Linked DNA regions of Homo sapiens: all the other regions are linked to region 5. The links are chromatin contacts, found by Hi-C or POLR2A ChIA-PET in ENCODE. All regions are on one chromosome and are shown on one strand. Each heading gives the region's core, a stretch centred on a gene start or an enhancer-like site at or near the end of the contact. The rest is flanking DNA. Distances are from core to core; before and after follow the strand shown. Region 1 holds the start of GCNT2 (glucosaminyl (N-acetyl) transferase 2 (I blood group)). Region 2 holds the start of GFOD1 (Gfo/Idh/MocA-like oxidoreductase domain containing 1). Region 3 holds the start of TFAP2A-AS2 (TFAP2A antisense RNA 2). Region 4 holds the start of TBC1D7 (TBC1 domain family member 7). Region 5 holds the start of TMEM170B (transmembrane protein 170B).

What was found. A loop is a pair of places that touch in the nucleus more often than their neighbours do. ChIA-PET counts read pairs that join two places held with the same protein, here RNA polymerase II (POLR2A). Pooled maps may share reads with other maps.
Region 1: a loop to region 5 is called in a map with no recorded cell type, with 2.6 times the contacts of the local background. The contact joins the promoter of GCNT2 here to the promoter of TMEM170B in region 5. A Hi-C loop is called at or near these places in 1 of 168 maps with a recorded cell type or tissue (B cell), 4 of 37 single-sample maps with no recorded cell type and 8 of 50 pooled maps.
Region 2: a loop to region 5 is called in a map of B cell, with 15 times the contacts of the local background. The contact joins the promoter of GFOD1 here to the promoter of TMEM170B in region 5. A Hi-C loop is called at or near these places in 2 of 168 maps with a recorded cell type or tissue (B cell and naive thymus-derived CD4-positive, alpha-beta T cell) and 10 of 50 pooled maps.
Region 3: a map of CD8-positive, alpha-beta T cell shows a loop between it and region 5 (15-fold over the local background). The contact joins the promoter of TFAP2A-AS2 here to the promoter of TMEM170B in region 5. A Hi-C loop is called at or near these places in 6 of 168 maps with a recorded cell type or tissue (CD8-positive, alpha-beta T cell, OCI-LY7, endothelial cell of umbilical vein and 2 more), 2 of 37 single-sample maps with no recorded cell type and 18 of 50 pooled maps.
Region 4: a loop to region 5 is called in a map of CD8-positive, alpha-beta T cell, with 10 times the contacts of the local background. The contact joins the promoter of TBC1D7 here to the promoter of TMEM170B in region 5. A Hi-C loop is called at or near these places in 4 of 168 maps with a recorded cell type or tissue (CD4-positive, alpha-beta T cell, CD8-positive, alpha-beta T cell and naive thymus-derived CD4-positive, alpha-beta T cell) and 6 of 50 pooled maps. POLR2A ChIA-PET finds 5 or more read pairs at or near these places in 1 of 52 experiments (activated CD4-positive, alpha-beta T cell).

Annotation. Positions count from the first base shown.
Region 1 is chr6:10,519,944-10,522,643 of GRCh38, reverse strand. GCNT2 (glucosaminyl (N-acetyl) transferase 2 (I blood group)) reads right to left here and starts at 1,293. Exons shown (of 5, transcript NM_145649.5): 1 at 1,227-1,293. It overlaps LOC101928146 (a long non-coding RNA gene), which reads left to right and starts at 1,238. Exons shown (of 3, transcript XR_001743961.2): 1 at 1,238-1,296. RefSeq lists an enhancer at 947-1,006.
Region 2 is chr6:13,486,326-13,489,025 of GRCh38, reverse strand. GFOD1 (Gfo/Idh/MocA-like oxidoreductase domain containing 1) reads left to right here and starts at 1,426. Exons shown (of 2, transcript NM_018988.4): 1 at 1,426-2,388. The coding sequence starts at 2,136. It overlaps GFOD1-AS1 (GFOD1 antisense RNA 1), which reads right to left. Exons shown (of 2, transcript NR_046709.1): 1 at 2,573-2,700; 2 at 2,255-2,345. RefSeq lists enhancers at 375-504, 2,065-2,174 and silencers at 565-674, 1,055-1,434, 1,455-1,934, 2,075-2,238.
Region 3 is chr6:10,403,102-10,405,801 of GRCh38, reverse strand. It overlaps TFAP2A-AS2 (TFAP2A antisense RNA 2), which reads right to left and starts at 1,300. Exons shown (of 1, transcript NR_145448.1): 1 at 1-1,300. TFAP2A (transcription factor AP-2 alpha) reads left to right here. Exons shown (of 7, transcript NM_001372066.1): 4 at 1,063-1,294. RefSeq lists enhancers at 1,019-1,128, 939-1,556, 1,352-1,646, 1,559-2,700 and a silencer at 1,259-1,638.
Region 4 is chr6:13,327,172-13,329,911 of GRCh38, reverse strand. It overlaps TBC1D7 (TBC1 domain family member 7), which reads left to right and starts at 1,375. Exons shown (of 8, transcript NM_016495.6): 1 at 1,375-1,616. TBC1D7-LOC100130357 (TBC1D7-LOC100130357 readthrough) reads left to right here and starts at 1,375. Exons shown (of 9, transcript NM_001318809.2): 1 at 1,375-1,456. LOC124901261 (a long non-coding RNA gene) reads right to left here and starts at 1,297. Exons shown (of 2, transcript XR_007059457.1): 1 at 1,014-1,297; 2 at 55-187. RefSeq lists an enhancer at 1,030-1,536 and a silencer at 1,170-1,559.
Region 5 is chr6:11,536,456-11,539,181 of GRCh38, reverse strand. It overlaps TMEM170B (transmembrane protein 170B), which reads right to left and starts at 1,433. Exons shown (of 3, transcript NM_001100829.3): 1 at 808-1,433. The coding sequence starts at 904. RefSeq lists silencers at 480-759, 770-849, 950-1,109, 1,140-1,969 and an enhancer at 639-1,140.

The DNA of each region.
Region 1 (2,700 bases), core at 44-2,543, 1.0 Mb after region 5:
AAAGAATATAGCCTCCCTTCTTCCGATAATTGCAATATGCTGTTCAATCAGAACAGAGTGCAAAGAAACAGATCCTTTACGCTGTAGGGTCCCCAGGGCCTGGGATTACAGTCTCCCTATTTCTTCTGGAAAACCACAGCCTACAGGTAACTACCCTCTATTTGGCCAATCTACTACCAGGTGCAGAAAGACTATTTACAAGTGACGACTCTCAAAGGCCTACATTTAAAAATAAGGAAAACAGAAAAGTAGCTTTGAGTTTGGCAAAACCTGAATTTACTTAGTAGACCTGTCTTTAATATCAGAAGATGGGTTTTCATAGAATGGCAATATGGATCTACTACTTTTCTACATGGCCCAGAGCTTCATTTTCAATTTTACCTATTATCAAATGAGGTTCATACCTCACAGGAATGTTCATACCTCACAGCAACTAATTAAATAAAATACATTTCAGGCTGTGGACGGTGGCTCACGCCTGTAATCCCAGCACTTCAGGAGGCTGAGGCAGGTGGATCACATGGAGTCAGGAGTTTGAGACCAGCCTGGCCAACATGATGAAACCCCATCTCTACTAAAGATACAAAAATTAGCCGGGCTTGGTTGTGCATGCCTGTAGTCCCAGCTACTCAGGAGGCTGAGGCAGGACCCAGGAGGTGGGGGTTGCAGTAAGCTGAGATCGCACCACCGTACTCTCGCCTGGGTGACAGAGTGAGACTATGTCTGGAAAAAAAAAAAAAAATTTAAATGCCAGACAGTACCAAGTACCTTATCAAATTCTGGAAACATTTTCCCTTGCCTGAAGGAACTGAGAAACATAAACCATTAAGTCTGAAGTGAACGTTGTTCTTTCCTACAAAGTTAAAAGTTGTAACTGAGATACAGAAGGATACTAATGATTTAGAGACAGATGGAAAACCCTCGTGCCCAGTAGGCCCATCATGTAATGAAACAACATACAAACATGCTATTCTTTGAAAAAAAAAAAACCTTTGAAAACAGAAATCTCATGACCAAATGACTCATTCAACATTTTTTGGTGTACTTACTTTATGCCCGGCACTGTGCTAGGTTCTGGAAATATAAAACATCCACGCAGCCCATTTGAGTACCAGCCTATTGGACCTTAAACTGCTGTCAGCGATTTAACAGAGGTAACACGAGAAGACCAGCTCCCCGCAGTTTCCTCCCTCCACCAGTTTCCCAGCACGCTGACCTCCACCTACCTCTCTCAGTTCCCAGGAGGGTAAGATTGCCCAGAGGCGTCCAGCAGTGAACACAGTAAGCCTGTTTAAGGTAAACGCAGTTTAACCCTAGCGTTTTAAGTGGAATAACAGAGGCTGGAATGTGAAAGTGGGAAGGTCTGTTTGCTTTCAGTCCCACCCCCAAGGCCTGCCCTAAGAGTCTGAGACAGGAGAACACACGTCTACAGAGAGCCTGCCTAGAGTCTGGATTTTTTAAGCTGCTGGATACCAGGTGCTACCTGACACCAGCTCATCCCCTGCCTCTAGAGTCCTGGAGGGCTTTGAGTTGATCACTTTCCACTCCAGGAATGTTATAAGAAACCGCTCAGAAAGGTAACTGCCCTGGGTGTAACTGGGTTTTTCATGAGGACACTCCAAGATAGACCTCAGGATAATTATTTGGGTGTTTTCCTAAGACTACCCTCCATTTTGCCCCCTTAGAGGCTGCTTTTTCAAGAGGGGAAGTTTTGGATTCCCTCACAGACCCCTCGTGTTTAAGGTTCCACTCTTATGTTTAGTTATTGGTAGGAAATCTTATAGTCTCTGCCCCAGGGTAACCTCTAACAGATTTAGATATGTGTTCTGCTCAAATGCTACCCACACTGGGGAAGGGGAATCCTAAGGTGGCAGCAGAATTTAGTAGAAAATGCCCTGGGCATTTTCAGAAGGCAAGTTCTCTCCTCTCTAATGCAAGCTGTATATCTTGAGCAAGTCACTTCCTCTCTCTGAACCTCTGGCTTTTCCTAGGCCAGGCAAACGGGCTCTTTACATACCCTTTCAGGAATGAACTGATTCCTGTCCCAGGAAACAAGCTAGTCATACCGTGCATTTAGCCATATCCCTCTCTTCTGCCAAACACTTTGCAGTCAGAAGCAGCTTATAAAATTCAGTGGGGATAAAGCAGGGTATGGTGGTGTGCACCTGCAGTTTCAGCTACTAGGGAGGCTGAGGCGGGAGGGTTGTTTGAGCCCAGGAATTCTGAGACCAGCCTGGGCAACATAGTGAGACATCAACTTAAAAAAAAAAAAAAAAAAAGAAAAAATCCAACTGAGTTAAAAAAAATTTTTTTCCAGTCATAAAGCCAGGATAAACTGAAGAAATAGCAAATCAACTTTTTTTTTTTTTTTTTTTTTTTGTGACAGAGCCTTGCTCTGTCACCCAGTGCAGTGTCACAATCTCAGCTCACTGCACCCTCTGCCTCCCAGGTTCAAGCAATTCTCCTGCCTCAGCCTCCTGAGTAGCTGGGACTACAGGCATCCACCACTATGCCCGGGTAATTTTTGTATTTTTAGTACAGAAAGGGTTTCACCATGTTGACCAGGATGATCTTGAACTCCTGGACTCAAGTGATCCACCCCTCTTGGCCTCCCAAAGTGCTAGGATTACAGGCGTGAGCCACCACACCCGGCCCAAATCAATGATTATTTTTCTTTTCTTTTTCGTTTTTTTTTTTTTT
Region 2 (2,700 bases), core at 177-2,676, 1.9 Mb before region 5:
TCTCTCCACGCGCCCCGCCTCACTGCCAGTTGTTACAAGTTGTTTTAAACTCTTGCAAGTATCACGTTTTCCACTCGTGTTGCGGCAGACCATGTGCTACATTGAGCCCAGTGCTGAAGACAGGAGATGAACATGACCTGACCCATGACCTCTCCAGAGACCTTCAGCTAGAAGACGTGCCTTTCACTTTTTAGTCCCCTCTCCCGGCACCAAATGGGTGCGAAGCGGGCATTCGATGAATATGCATACATTTATTTAGCAAATGTTTATTGAGCGCCTACTACATACAGGGCAAGGCAGTGTGCCAGGTGCCAAGGATATGGCGGAAAACCAGACAGACGCAGAGTCCCCATGGCTCCAGAGGTGCGGGGCCAGCCTTGGCCAGTCCTCCTCAGTGCCCCCTCGAGGGCCTGGGAAGGGTGCAGGGTGGTGGAGGTGGGGGCAAGCTGGGAGAAGTAAAGGCTGCGGTAAGTGGCGACGGCAACAGGAGCCGAAGCAAGAGGCGGGCGTGGCATGTGGCCAGGGCGACGTATCCGTCTCGAAACTAGACACGAGACGCACGTGCCGCAGCGGCCTCGGAGACCCCCTGCCCCGCTGCGGCCGTACACACCACAGCGTCTACGCGGGGGCGGGCATGGGCCTAGGGGCGGGGGAGGTGGGAGGCAGATGGGAGCCCGCCAAGACTGGACTGTCTTGGAAGAAGGCGGCTGAACCGTGCGTGCGCGGCCGGAGCGGGGGCGCGCGATTGGAGCAGGCTAGCTTGGAAGGAGACCGTAGAAGTCTGCGGTTCCGTGCCCAGACTCTGGGGCCTGGATTCCAATCGCAGGCCTGTTGCTTATATATGTCACCTTGCGCAAGTCCCTTAGCCTTCATTGCGGCTCATTCACATCACTGGTAAAATGGGTTTACAATAACCTTAGGTTGCTGCGAGGACTAAAAGGGACAATACCTGGAAAGGCGTTAGTATGATGCTCAGCACGCAAGAAACGCTCCGGGAGCCGAGGTTATTATTATCGGCTGTTCGCACCTCGCCGGGTCCCCTCACCTACCCCAGGCCAAGGCGCCCACTGCTCTCTTCCAAGGGACAGGCGACTAACCTATTAGGGCGCGTCCTGCCTAGATAGATGTATTTGCTTGGTTGGGGCGGGGTTTGGAGTGAAGCAGGGAAGAGAAGGAGATGGTGAGGGCAAAGAAAGGGAAGAAGCGGAGGGGCAGGAGGCGGGCGAGGCGGCCTGGGCGGGGCCGGGGAGGAGCCGGGCTGGGCTCCCGGGGCCCGGGCGCAGCGCGCACCCGGAGCTGGCGGCGGCGGGGGCGGGGGCGGCGCGCGGCGGCCAATGGCGCGCGGCGCTGCAGCGAGGGCGGTGCAGGAACACCGGCCGCTGACAGCCAAACTCGCCAACTCCGCCCTCGTCCCCGCGGGATCCCAGAGCCTGAGCCGGCCTGGGGCCGAGGCCGCCCGAGCCGCGAGGCGAGCGAACATGGCAGCAGAATGAGGAGGCTGGCGCCGGGTCGTGGCCGCCGCTGCCGCGCTGCAGCTCGGGATCCCAGTCCGGCGCGCTCCGGGCCGCATCCTTAGCCGGCCTCCTGGCGGCCGCGGGATTATTTCATTCCCAACGGAGAGCTAGGAAGAAAGGAGACTCCCCCGCGGAGCGGTTCCGTGCTCTGGCAGGGTGTAGACGTTTGTCTGTGCGATTCGCCGGCTGCGCAAACGACGCGGGAGAGAGCCGGTCCCGGGCTGCGGCGGCGCGGCCGCGGGGATGAGCCGGCCATGGAGCGGCCTTGGCGGGGCGCACGCAGCGGACTGGCGCTGCCGCGGGAGCGCAGCCTGAGCCGGGGCTCCAGGGGGCTTCGAAGCCTCCGGCGCCCTGGGGGGGTCCCTGCCGCCGACTCCGGGAAGGACGCGAGCCCCGCGTGGCGGACACTGCCGCAGTCACCGTTCTGAGGCGCCCCGAGCTTGCTCCGCCTGCAGCTCGGTGCGCTCTGGGCACCCGGGCGCCTTGCCCGGTGCACGGCGGCTGGCGCACCGCGGCTAGATTGGCTACAGGAGCGGGGTGCAGGACTGGCTAGAGGTGGGTGTGTGCGCGCGTTGGACTGGAGATCCGAGCAGAAGCAGAACCAGGCGGCTCTGAGCAGCCATGCTTCCCGGGGTGGGCGTGTTCGGCACCAGCCTCACGGCCCGTGTCATCATCCCGCTGCTGAAAGACGAGGGCTTCGCGGTGAAGGCGCTGTGGGGCCGCACGCAGGAAGAAGCGGAGGAGCTGGCCAAGGAGATGAGTGTCCCCTTCTACACTAGCCGCATTGATGAGGTGCTGCTGCATCAGGACGTGGACTTGGTGTGCATTAACCTGCCGCCGCCCCTCACCAGACAGATCGCTGTCAAAACCCTAGGTGAGCGACCCCTACCCCGCATCCTCCGTCCCACCCCCGCCCTTTAACCTTCTCTAGGTTCCTTCCCCCCTGCCTTTCCCTCTCCGCATCCCAGAAGCTTACCCTGCATCTACGCTGCCCCGGGGATCTGAGATCCCAGATCCGACTCAGAGCTCCCTCCTTCCTCGTCCCCGGCCTTCCCCACCTTTGCGCTTCCCTCCTGCCTCCTGGCACCACTTGGACGCGCTTCCCCACGTGTGTAGATTGCAGGCTGGAGAAGGCGTGTGTTCCGGGGATCCGAACTAGGAAGATCAGATGCCGATAATAGGGGAT
Region 3 (2,700 bases), core at 51-2,550, 1.1 Mb after region 5:
CTAGAGCCCCCCACCTCCCTATACCTCTAGCATATCCCCATTAAAGAACGCATAAGGAACACTGTGATGAGATTGTGTGCATATGATGTCTCCAAATGGAATTTTAAAATACAATGCATACTGTACTTAAATGGTTGTGAATGCATCTGAATTACACTGGTGCTGAGAAACGTAATGCATTAGTATACTTTCTGCAGGTCTTCTATTTTTTTTTTTTCTAACAGTGGTGAGTCCAGCAATAAAGAGCTTATGGTTTTAACTAGGAAGTATATATACCCACTTTCCCAATAAAGGCGCTTTAGCAGAGGACTGTTAAGTATTTACTTAACAAAAGGGCACATTGCTAGTATTCCACTGTAGGCCTGTTCTTCCCTCCCCACTCCGCAGTTCAAAACTGGCCTTGGAATGGATCTCCAAAACTGAGACGTTTTCAAAATTGAACATAGGAAAGGGCCTATTTATCAAAAAGACGGGACGTGTGGTGTGGACAACAAAATCCACCACTTCCCAGCGTGGTGCCTCAATTAAAACGCTCGTTTACAGGGTGCTTTAGCCATCTAAATTGTCGGCTGATTTTAATAATGGGTCTTTGAAGCAGTTTTTCCCCGACACTAAAACCCCACCCAGCAAAACCCCTGAAGTACAAGTAACTTGCTCTCGGTTTGCAAATGTAATTCCCTCCCCTGCACCCTGAACCCGTGGTCCTGGACCTCATCTGGGGCCCACTCCGCTCGGATGCTCAGCGCCTCAGGGGTCACCAATTTCACCACCCATCTCTAGAGAGCACCCTTGACGGCGAAGGGGAAAGGGTCAAGGCAGAAACGCAGGCCAGGCTGGCTGGGGGAGGGCAGGGCCGCCTCCCGGCCGCCGGGTGAGGTAGGGAAGGGCTCGAGCCCGAGGAAGGGAAGTAGCAGAGCCACAGAATTTCAGAGCCGGACGGAAAAGCGGGGACTGTGGCCCAAAGCCTGGGATCCGGCCCTGGCCGGGATGAGGGCCGGGGTCGGGCAGGATTTGGGGGTGATCCACGACGCCCAACACGCGGCCTCCCCTCTGTCTCCGCAGGCCCCGTGTCCCTGTCCAAGTCCAACAGCAATGCCGTCTCCGCCATCCCTATTAACAAGGACAACCTCTTCGGCGGCGTGGTGAACCCCAACGAAGTCTTCTGTTCAGTTCCGGGTCGCCTCTCGCTCCTCAGCTCCACCTCGAAGTACAAGGTCACGGTGGCGGAAGTGCAGCGGCGGCTCTCACCACCCGAGTGTCTCAACGCGTCGCTGCTGGGCGGAGTGCTCCGGAGGTGAGGCCCGGCACGGCCCCGCCCGCCCCGCCCCGCGGCCGGGGGAACCACTGCGCTTGCGCCGGGGCGGTGGCGGCGACGCAAACAGGCCTCGCGCCGCGGCCCTCCCTACGCGGGAAAGGAAAGGGGGCGGGGAGAAGAGCGTAGAGCCAAGTGGGCGGGATCTGGGGGCGGGGGAGCGGGCGATGCGGCGCGCGCCTGCGCTCTCCGCTGCTTTCCCGCGAGCGAGTTCTGGTGCGCGCTTCGTTCGCTGCCGCGCGCTCGCGGAGTCCTCCGCTCCGCCCTCCTCCTCGCGCAAGCGCAGCTCGCTCCGCCGCGGGCTCAATCCCGGCCACTGCAGCCGCGGGGCGCCGTACAGCCACCTTTTCCCTCTTCGCGCACACCTTGCAAGCCCAGGAAAAGTTCCTCTCAGGCTCCTCGCTTTGCCTTACCTCTCTGAGTAGGGTCTCCGAGGGTAACCGGTCGTGCCTTGTATAGGGTTTTAATAGAATGGCTTTTAACTAAAGGAAGAGAATGGTTGTCCTCTTGAGTCCGCACGCCATGCTTTCCGGTCGCTGTCATCTCCAGACCCCCATACTATAGGCGTTTGCATATGATGATGATTCCCAATTTACTGAGGCCCTGATGTGTGCCAGGCTGCGTGCGAGCATGTTTACGTGCATTGTGTGTAGTCACTACCAAGGAATGCATCTGTTACATACATAGCCAGGGATTCTTACCTCACCCCTGCGAGGTTTGAGTGATTCATTTAGTAGATAAGATTTTATAAGGGTCAGCAAGGTAAAGCACCTTCCCTTAGGGCAGTTTTCTCCCTGCTGTGGGCTTCCTACCCCTAGGATTCCACTGCACGTTGTGAGTTGTGGGGCTTGTGTTGAACTTACCCGGATAATGTTTCTTCTCTTCTTTAATAATACTGAGAACTTCATTGTTTTGACTGTTATTCATTTACTTATGTGTTGATAGACCCACAGTTCCTTTCTAGTGGCTATATCCCGCACAAAGCCTATAAAGATCATTTTTTGGAAGGGTTTAACATCAACCATTCTAGTCTTTTCTTCCTCCTGCACAGTCATTTTGCTTTCCCTTTGTAGTCTTTCACTGACACAGATCTTTTCCTTGCCCTCTGCTTTTTCCTTCCCTTCCCCCATCCCCAATATTGGAGACTGTTTACCTAGGGGAGTATAATCTAATCCACACAATTAAAGAGCACTTGAGTAGGGAATAAAATCTGAAATTAATTAATTTGCTGTTTTATTTAAACAATTTATCTTAACCACTTTCTGATTATGGGATTCTATTTAGACATCTGTTTAGAACTGCCTCCATTGTCTCTGAAATCAGTGAAACTTTTAGGGCTGATATCAGCTTTTGACATTTCCAGTTAGGCTGGTGACATGGCACGTAAA
Region 4 (2,740 bases), core at 126-2,625, 1.8 Mb before region 5:
GAGCCACGGCGCCCAGCCAGCACCGATCACTTTTTAACACACTACATCATTGACTTATTTATTTTAGTTTTTATTGGATCTGTCCTCCCACCAGAATGTCAGTTTCACAAGGTTAGGGATCTTTGCTTCGGTAGCTGATGTATCCTGAGTCCATAGAACAGCGCCTGCACACAGTAAGTGCCCAGCCCTGGTGATGATTTTAAAGACAAGAAAAGGCAATTATAAAAGTTAGTGACCGGCCCAAGGTTTAGATGAAGTAAATGGAACTTGTGTAAGGTAACTTGAAGAACTCTGCTTACTCATGTGAACACTACCCAAGGAAGGTTTAGTACCCCAGTACTGAGGAACTAAAGATGGTGGTGGTAAGGGAGTGGGGAGGGGCATCAGTGTTTGAGTTCAACCACCACACGTTTCTTCATTTTTAAGTTCTGTCTAGCCATTATACACACATTTGTCTGCACTATAACTGGACTTCTGCACTGTTGATAGTCCTAAGTTTCCTTCAAAGCTTGGCATCCGTGTGGCTTATTTGGTAGAGATTTGAACTTTCAAAGGGACGATACCCATCATTGGGGATTTCTCTCAAACCCTGGCGGTTTAAAAACCTACTTGGGCACTGCTGCTCAGCCAGCCCGAGGACCAGGGAGGCAAGCACAGAAATAGAAAGCATTTGTAAGTGTTAGTAGCTACTTTAAAGAGTAACTCTGTTCTGTTAGACCTACTAATAACAAATTAGGAGCTTGCATTTAGCACATCTTTTTTTAAAAAAAAAACACGTTCATTTTTCTCCTATGTTATAGTGTTTTACCTGAGAGGCTGAATATACTAAGACAATGGCCAAATCTAATATAAAAATAGACCTCCAATCCACAACCTGCAGCAACCTGCCCAGAAAACCAGTCAGTTACCTACAATAACCAACCCAGGGAGCCTGCCTGCTCTAAATCAGACTTGCACTCCTCTGCCTGCCTTTTTTCTTCTCATTCGGATGGTCTTCATCTATTCCCACATACCTGGGGTGGGGAGGAAATTAGCAAAAGCAAAACCCGGGTCCTGCACGCAGGCAGCTTAAGTACGGCCCTAGGGCTCGGGTCTTCCCTAGGCAAGAACCTCGAGGGCCGGACACGGGAGTGCAACCCAGGCACGCGCCTTCGGATGGCCAGAGTAAATGGTCGCGAGATTTTGCGGGGTAGCAAGGGGCCGGGTGCCCACGGCGGGAGAAACTACACTACTCTGGAGGCGAGCCTAGCCCTTCATCCCGTCGGGTTTCACAAACGAAGCCAGAGCTTCCTGGAGTGAGGGTGGAGCTTCCTGCCCGCGCCCTCTGCGCATGCGCCCGCCCGGCGCCCGCCCGGCGACCTGGAGTTGATGTCACGTCCGGCGGCGGCGGCAGCGGCAGCGGCAGCGGCGCTGAGTTTTGTCTCCCGGGCCGTCTGGGCGCGCGCGGGTGTCCCAGGTACCCCGCCGCCTCCCTCCTTCCCGCAGGACTCGTCCCTCCTGGCCCTGGGCCCCAACGGTGCCCGCCTGCCCGGCGGTCGGTCAGCGCACAGGGCACGGCTTCCTCTGCTTCTCCCGGACCACTTAGTCTCAACCCGGGTGTGTTTGCACTACTAGAGGTGAAGCATCCATCATAGAGAGAATGGGACCTGGGGTCTTGGACCAGGGTGTTTTTACTTTTCCCATCAGGTGGACGCGCATGGGCAGGAGATATTATTTGCAGCATTTCCTCCTAGAGGACGCCTTTGTCATTGTAGTGCAATCTAAGAATGGGTGTCCTTAGACAACAGGGACCGACCAAATCGTCATGCAGCTGTTTGGATGCTTTAAAAAAATAAATCCCCACACTCATTACGCGTTTTATGCTGCTGACTTTTTTATTTTTAAGACATCTGCTCCCGAAAGCTCAGAGCCCTTTAGCATTTCATTTTCTAAACGAATCCTAATCTTTCCTGTGACTGAATCGGTTCAGAGGATATCTTTTCAATAAGGAAGGAAGCCCTCCCCTGCTCACTGGGGACGTCGCAGGGTTTTTAAACCTAAAGATTTACTCTTTTGTGCACAGACGCTGGAAGCATTTGGGTGAGGCAGTGCAGTGCTTTTTGGGAAATGCATCAGATCTTTTCTGTTCTTGAAACGCCAAATCTAACTTGGTCTTTTTTTGGATGAATTACCGCCAGTATTATGAAGGTTACTGTGAAGGAACTTGAGACCACTGAACTTTTTGAGTTCTTGCGGTAGATTTTAAATCGTTTTTCCGTCTTCAACTCTGACTTTGGGATCACTGTCAATTGGCTACATTCTTTACCCTCTTCTAGTTATAATTTAATGCGATTTATTTGTTGTGGGTTTTGAATTTCGATAGCTACACTTAATAGAATTGTGTTTAAAAGAAAGATAAGTGAGGAACTCGTGGCTTTTTACTTTTATATAACTTAATTTTTCATTTTACAAAATGCCCATTTAAAAAAAAGTAGCTAAGCAAAAGAAAGGAAATTAAAATCATCTAGAATCCTACTATCTAAAGATAACCATTGCTAACATTTTGGAATAGAGTGTTAAGTTTTAAAATACATGAAATTTGTAAAAAACAAAAAATGAAATCATAGTGTATACTGTTTGAGTATAATTTGCTTGACGTATCTTGCCTGGCTTCCATTTCACTTATTTTTTTTCTTTGCGCATTTATAATAGCTACAGAATGTTCTATTGTGCTAGGCACTCATAGGTATAGTGGGAAACC
Region 5 (2,726 bases), core at 184-2,683:
CCACATAACAAAACCAGAAGTTTCTTCACAAAGCAAATCTACAGACTGAATAAAAATATTGTGTGTTTTATCACTCACTTTTACAAATAGAAATTGATGTTATAAGGCCAATTACTGACAGCCTTAATAAATGAAGGGAAATACACAAAATTATCAAATGTCTCAGAAGCAGCAGCTGGAGGCCTGAGGGAAAGAGACAGACAGACAAAAGGAAATGGGAGGGGAAGGAGATATATGAAGCTAACACGCTTAGACCGCACTAGACCTTAGCTCAGCCCCTGACCCACTATAATTTACTCAGTTATCTACATCGCCCAAAAAATTAGCGGTTGAAAAAGTAAATCGACCATTGTGGGCAATGATTTTAGGTTCTACATTTGGCTTGAGATTTGCCAGAAAGAAAAAGAACTAAATCAGAAAAAGATGTAAATAGCAAGAAGCGATGTGTGTAGAAGGGGGAGGGGAGGAGGGTAATGGAATAAAAGCGAAATGCGCTCAAGTCTCAGCACTAAAGCTACTCCGCGCGTACTACAGAGGCCGGGCCGCCACCGGGAGCTCTCCCCGTGCGGGGCAGGAGCGGGGGTCGCTGATGCTCCCCTGGCGACTCAGGGAAGGGGGTGGCGGGAGCCGGCGCCCCCGGGACACGCGCAGAGTGGCTCCGATTAACACCTTCCTCGCCGGGACCTGGAGCTCCGAGCGGGGCGCGCACGGGGGTGGGGCGGCGAGGAGCGTGTCCCCTCCCGAGGAAGGAGAAGACAGGAGAGGGGCGGACCGCATCCCCGTCCCCAGCCCAGGCGCGTCAATTACCCGTGAGGTTCCTCAGCACCGTCCCGTGGGCCCAGAGGCTCAGGACCTGCTGCACCGACAGGTTGATCATGGAGTGGTCGCCCCCCTCCGCCTTCATCTTCCCCGAGGGGCGCCCGCCGCCCTCTCCTCGGGTGCCGGGCGGCGGCGGCGGCTGCGAGGCTCGGGGGGCGGCGGCGGGTGCGCGGCTCCTCCAGGCCGCCGCCGCTGGTGGAGGCTGCGGGACGCCGGGCCGGGCGCTGCTGCTGCTGCAGCCGGAGGGCCTCCGTGGGGGGGCCGCTCAGCGTGTCTCCCAGGCAGCCCCCTCCCCGCCGGGGAGACATTGAGGACGGCGGACGGAGGAAGGAGGGGAGGGGGCCGGGCGCCGTCCTCGCGCGGCCCCCGAGCGAGGACTCGGGGCGGAGGAGGCCGCCGCCGCTCCCTCTCAGGGGCAGCGCCGCGCCGCGGGGACTGGACACGCGAGGAGGCCGAGGTCACGCCAGGAGGCCGGTGCTGATGGGCAGCCGGCAGGTGCAGCCCCCGACAGGGCCCAGCTCATCGCCGCCGGAGGACGGAGACGCGGGACCAGCCAGAGGCTGCGGCGGCACCTGCCGCCCGCCTGCCCGCCCTCGGGTCGCCGACACTCGAGGAACCGCCCCCTCCACCCGCAGCCGCCGGCGGGCCACTCGTGCACGCGCACGCGCGCGCCTCTCAGCGCCGGCCCCTCCTCCCCTGCGCTCCCCGGAGCCGCTGCGCATGCTCACTCCCCCGCTCCCCGCGACCCGCCGCCCTCCAACAGCCGGTCGGCCCCAAAGCCCTCCTTCTCGCTCTCCCCTCGCGCTGCAGCGCGCGTGGCTGACGGCGCCGAGCGACGGCCCGCAGTGGGGCGGAGGGAAGCGCGGTCTACGTCACTGGCGCCACCGCCGGGCCTTACTGCTGATTGGGCGCTCCAAGGGAACCGCCTCCACGCCCCCCACCCCCGGACCCCGGGCGCGCGCCCTGAGAGACCGGGAGACCTGGATCCCTCGCCCTGGCCCGGCTGGGTGCGCGCGGTGCGGGCGGCGTGGGCGGTGCGGGCATTTCGGGGGCCCGCGCTGCAGGGGCAGCCCTGACCCAAGGTGGGGCTGCTGAACTCGGTGAGGTGGATACTGTGACAGTTCAGATTTTTGCCTTAAAATGTAATGCTTTTTGATAAAGATGCTTATGTATAACTTTTTTAAAAAGGTGTCACTATCTCAGCATTTAGATATATTAATTTGCGGGGTTTTTTTTCTGAGCCTGAATCGAATGACCTGGATAGGTCACTTACTTGCAGAATGCATGTTAAAACCCCTAAAACACAAACAGACCTGCGTTATCATTCTGCTAATCCCTCTTCCCGCAGCAAGAACTTGGGCCTCCCGGGGTTCCAGGACCTGCCTGACATTACCTGTTTACTCCAGGCTCGGCAGGTGTCCTAATCCTCAAGGCCATCGCCGGCTCTAGCCCCCCTTTTTTTGATGGTAGTATTCTTTTATCTAAGTTGCGTCTGTTATTTTTTTCCCTCGAACTTAAACTAGATCTCTCTCCCCACGCTTTGCTGTCTGTCTTCATGTCCAGCGTTAGCCAGAGGAGCATCTAAAATCCAACTACAAGTTAAACTCCTCGAAATTGGAAACCTTCTAACTTTAAAAAATAAAAATTTAAGTTTTAGCAGTAACATAAATATGCAGTAGCCAGCCCCTCCCCCCACCTTTTTTCAACCCCTCTGCCATCTGGATAAAGAAAAATTTACAAAGAGAAGTGAAGAAATACCTGCTGTAGCTAAATCATGAAGTATATTTGACAAAGCACTGAAGGGTCAAATTACCTGTCAAATGGTGCTCTTGGTGACCACTTTAAAATAATATTTACATACACATTTATTTCTTTGTTTATTTGTATTTTCTTTTTGATGTCACAAC